2 separate regions of the Homo sapiens genome follow, and region 1 is linked to region 2. A link is an interaction called in ENCODE POLR2A ChIA-PET data of the cell type or tissue named here. Cell type or tissue: A673. All regions are shown on one strand.

The links. ChIA-PET counts read pairs that join two places held together with the same protein. Peaks named below come from ENCODE experiments on the same cell type or tissue, not always from the same donor. Only the 100,000 strongest peaks of a DNase experiment are listed, where the experiment ranks them.
Region 1: POLR2A ChIA-PET joins it to region 2 with 6 read pairs; 1 of 35 experiments calls an interaction of 5 or more read pairs at or near these places.

The regions. Positions count from the first base shown.
Region 1 is chr9:129,975,324-129,977,823 of GRCh38, forward strand. All of the region lies in intron 4 of FNBP1 (formin binding protein 1), which reads right to left. Among named protein-coding and RNA genes, the nearest start is that of FNBP1, 67 kb to the right of the region's middle. In A673, no CTCF peak of the experiment used is centred here; a DNase peak (open chromatin) is centred at 1,408; H3K27ac peaks cover 668 bases.
Region 2 is chr9:129,125,507-129,128,006 of GRCh38, forward strand. All of the region lies in intron 3 of PTPA (protein phosphatase 2 phosphatase activator), which reads left to right. Among named protein-coding and RNA genes, the nearest start is that of PTPA, 15 kb to the left of the region's middle. RefSeq lists an enhancer at 1,340-2,262. In A673, no CTCF peak of the experiment used is centred here; a DNase peak (open chromatin) is centred at 1,425; H3K27ac peaks cover 1,392 bases.

The DNA of each region.
Region 1 (2,500 bases), 850 kb after region 2:
TAATTTAATAACAGAATGTTTCAAAAGAGCATGATGTTTACAGCTCCTCCCAACAGAACATCTGACTCAGAAACCTGTACTTGCAGTTCTTCTTAAAATAAAAGGAACACTATGTATTGCAAGATATTTAATGTGTATCTGTACCACCTATAATTTATTCCATAAATTACTGTAATTTTTGATTAACAAAAGGAACTAAATCCGAAATACAGATATGACAGACTATAAAAAAGTCATCATTAACAGTGAGTAAATAAAATATAAAACAACTTGACCATAACACAGCAAAGGAATACGAGGGGGCACGGTGGCTCACGCTTGTAATCCCAGCAGTTTGGGAGGCCAAGACGGGTGGATCATTTGAGGTCAGGAGTGCGAGACCAGCCTGGCCAACATGGTGAAACCCTATCTCTACCAAAAATATAAAAAATTAGCCGGATATAGTGGCATGTGCCTGTAATCCCAGCTACTTGGGAGGCTGAGGCAGGAGAATCGCTTGAACCTGGGAGGTGGAGGTTGTGGTTAGGCGAGATCGTGCCACTGCACTCCAGTCTGGGCAACACAGTGAGACTCCATCTTAAAAAAAAAAAAAAAAAAAAAAGGAGAGAGACAAAGCATTGACAAAAGAAACAACCAGGAAAAAAATATAAACCTTTGCAAGGTCAAGGGAAGTTCAGGGTCCAGGGAAGCAGTCCAGGATCATGTTAAGATTTCTGGTATTTATTTTATTATATTAGATATTTGTACTTCATTCTGAACCTTAGTATTCTGTTTCACTGCATCCTTTCTGTCACTAAAGAAATCTTTAATGAATGGTCCAGCAGAAACTGTCATCTAATTTAGGGCTCCAGTGCAGGGTTTCTCACTCTCAGCACTATAGACATTTTGGGCCAGGTCATTCTTCGTTGGGGAGCTGTCCTGTATATTGTAGGAGGCTTAGCTGCCTCCCTGGCCTCTTCTCTCTAGATACCAGTAGCAACCCCTTAGCCACAATCCCTGAGACAACCAAAAGTGTCTCCAGACACTGATAAATGTGGCTGGAGTAGGGAGTAAAACTGTCCCTAGTTGAGAACCACTGTGCTAATGTCAACAGATGAAGATTCATCTCAGTTTATTGGCATATTGTTGTTTTAAACCAATGGGTTGATCTTAAGGCATTTATCTCTTCCTAACTTTTAAACCTATCCAAGGCCATATGCTACACATTTATAGTTTAGAAAGAACTAAATTGAGACATTTTCAAACACCTTCCTGCCCAAGCGCCCTGGCTGCTCTCTATTGAATGCTTGTCCCAGGCAGGTCCTAATCATCCCTCAAGTCTTGTTAAGGCCTTAACTGCGAAGTCCCTTGGGAAGCTTCTTCCTGACCCCAGAGCATGAGCATATCAGAAATCCTATTATATGCTCTCATAGCACGTTCTACTCTTACTTTGTGGCAACTACCATAATTGCAATTAAATAATCACTTTTGTCATTATTACTTAATGTCTCCTCCATTTCAGCAGAAGCCATAGTAATCTTGTTGGCTCATGTATCCCCAGGGCATTAAAAGAACTGTTGTGGCTGGGCTCGGTGGCTCACGCCTGTAATCCCAGCACTTTGGGAGGCCAAGGCGGGTAGATCACGGTGGTCTGAGGAGTTTGAGACCAGCCCGACCAATATGGTGAAACCCCATCTCTACGAAAAATACAAAAAATTAGCTGGGCATGGTGGCGGGCACCTGTAATCTCAGCTACTGAGGGAGGAGAATCGCTTGAACCCGGGGGGCGGAGGTTTCAGGGAGTCGAGATCGCACCACTTCACTCGGGCCTGGACCAAAGGGTGAAACTCCGTCTCAAAAAAAAAAAAAATGTTATCACTGGCCAACGTGATTACTTTATTACTAGTAACAAATTTTTCCGCACTTCACATGCAATCGAAGTACAATGATACAGACCATGGCTTAAAGATAAATCCCTTAAGGCAAAATCATGACTAAGAATAGACTTTGAGCATCCATTTTTCTCTTTGGTTACCAACAAAACCTATTTATGAAAAGACGATAATGGTGGCAAGAGGAACAATAAGGTTTGCTTCATTAGATAGCAATGAATGAGCTGAGGAAAAGAATGGATGTAACTGGGGACATCTTTCCATTTTTTTGACCTACTTACAAGCACTAATTTTTTTTTTTTTTTTTTCTTTTTGAGGTGGAGTTTTGCTCTTGTCACCCAGGCTGGAGTGCAATGGCGAGATCTCGGCTCACTGCAACCTCCACCTCCTGGGTTCAAGCAATTCTCGTGCTTCAGACCCCCAAGTAGCTGGGGTTATGGGTACCCGTCACCACGCCCAGCTAGTTTTTATATTTTTAGTAGAGAAGGGGTTTCACCATGTTGACCAGCCTGATCGCGAACTCCTTAGCTCAGGTGATCCATCTGCCTAGGCTTCCCAAAGTGCTGGGATTACAGGCGTGAGCCACCATGCCCGACTGATAAGTACTAATTTTAATACCATTTATTCCA
Region 2 (2,500 bases):
TGCTGGGATTGCAGGCGTGAGCTGCTGCGCCCGGCCCAGGTATTGTCTTAGCTCAAGGGCTGTACTTTGGCAGGATTGCAGTGTGGTTACATGCTTGGGTTCTGGAGTCCAGCTGGCTAGTTTCATAACTTGTGAATCATTTTTGACCCTCTGTTTCCTCATCTGTAGAGTGGTAAGAGTCAGCAGACTAGTCATGGCCCCCTGGGGAAAATTCACTGAGATCCCACGAGTAGTGGTTGTCTTTTGCATAGCGCCTAACACATACTAAATAAATACTTCGATTGTTATTAGCTATTGTTACCATTAGGCATTAGTCAGTTCTAATTTTCAATAGTGTTGTTGCATAGAAAGCTAGCTTTTGGCTGGGCGCGGTGGCTCATGACTGTAATCCTAGCACCTTGGGAGGCCAAGGCGGGTGAATCATGAGGTCAGGAGTTCAAGACCAGCCTGGCCAACATGGTGGAACCCCGTCTCTACTAAAGATACAAAAAGTTAGCTGGGCGTGGCGGCAGGCACCTGTAGTCCCAGCTACTTCGGAGGTGGAGTCAGGAGAATCCTTTGAAACCCGGGAGGCGGAGGTTGCAGTGAGCCAAGATGGTGCCACTGCACTCCAGCCCAGGCGACAGTGCGAGACTTCGTCTCAAAAAGAAAAAAAAAACTAGCTCTTATTTTTTTATTATTTATTTATTTTTATTTTTATTTTTATTTTTGAGATGGAGTCTTGTTCCCCAGGCTGGAGTTCAATGGTACGATCTCGGCTCACCACAACCTCCGCCTCCCGGGTTCAAACGATTCTCCTGCCTCAGCCTCCCGACTAGCATGTGCCACCATGTCCATCTGATTTTGTATTTTTAGTAGAGATGGGGTTTTTCCATGTTGGTCAGGCTGGTCTCGAACTCCCGAACTCAGGTGATCTGCCCGTCTTGGCCTCCGTAAGTGCTGGGATTACAGACGTGAGCCACTGTGCCTGGCCAGCTAGCTCTTATTTTAAATGATGCCTGTCCTCCTCTTATGGGGGTTAACATTTTCGATTTTTGCAAAATAAATGTGATAAGAGATTTATTTTTGTTGTTGTTGTTCTGTTTGCTTTTTTAAAACTTACAAGGGGGCAAAATTCAAAAATGGTCAGTAAAATGTTAGGGAAGATTTTACTGGTCCTTGAAATCCAAAAAGGAAACACTGGCCTAGGGAGAATGGGAGAGCTGGAGTTGTTCTTTGTGCCTCGAAGGTGTTTCAGCCCCAGTTCCCTTTCTTTCAGCCCTTCTCTCCCAACACAGCAAACAATAGAGGCAGCCCCTACAACATTCAAAAAGCCCTCTCCTGAAGAGGAGCTGGGAGCCTTTGAATTATTCATTGGCCCAGCTGAGCTAGCAGCTGGGGCCTGGCTCCTGTGACTCCGTCTTCTCTGTCCCCTTCAGTGCCTCGCCTAAGACTGAGATCCCTGGGGAATCTGGGGCTGACTAGTGCTTCCTGGGGCCAAGATGACTGTGCCATCCATTGTAAGCCCCCGTTTCTGCATGGGTTAGGTCTGGCCTGTGCTTATCAGCCATTCCTGGTTTTTCACAAAGCCAGGCTCTGGCAGCGCTCTCACATTTCAGCAAGGCAGCTTTATGCCATCCTAGCCCTCTGCCTTAGCCAGGTGTAAAGGGAAATTTATCCTCTTACAGGCTACTTTTTCTGTCCTCCCATGCCCCAAGCCTAGATAAAGGGGAGATAAGAGAGAGCAGCACTCAGGGCCGGTTTCACATATGCAGCTGGGGGCATGGCCAGCCTGTTTCATTAGCTTAAGCCTGCCTCTCCCCAGGTACATACATAGCTCTTGGCTGAGTCTTTGCACATGGCAGGCCTGGTCTGCCTTGCCCTCCCAGGCGCAACTTCTCATGTGGGCATCACCCTGCTAGTTCTTACCCAGTGCCAGGATTTCCTGTAAGTTTCTTATGCCGTTTGTTTCCATAGACACAGGCAAGATCCACTTCCTGGCAGGGACTCTTTTCTCAGGACTGAATGGCTGCAGATAGCCTCCGCGTTGTATTTTCCACCGGCCCTGGTGCTGGGCTATTTCTAAAAGCCAACCTGGAAGGAGCACCTTCTAACTGATCTTTGGGTTGGATAGACAGCCACCCGATTTCTTCATTGAGTAACATTTTATGTGCCAATGCTGCCCGCACCTCTGACTCCGATTCTACTTCTTGGTCCCTGTCTTCTGTGGGAAAGGTGTAGGGGGATGGGCTCTCAAACTCTGCCACCCTACAAAGCATTGCACACGATGATCTGGCATTTCCACAAAGATTGAGTTGCAAGCTGATTTACCATAGCATTGTGTATGAAATAGGTAGTGAAACAGGTGGAAATAACCCAAACATTTAACAGTGAGGAATTAAATTAATTATAATGCAGTGGCACGATGAAATGTTATTCACTTAGTAAAAGTTGTCATAAGATTATGTTTATATGTAGATGTGGAATGAGGTTCATGAGGAAAAGGAGCAGGCTGCAAAGC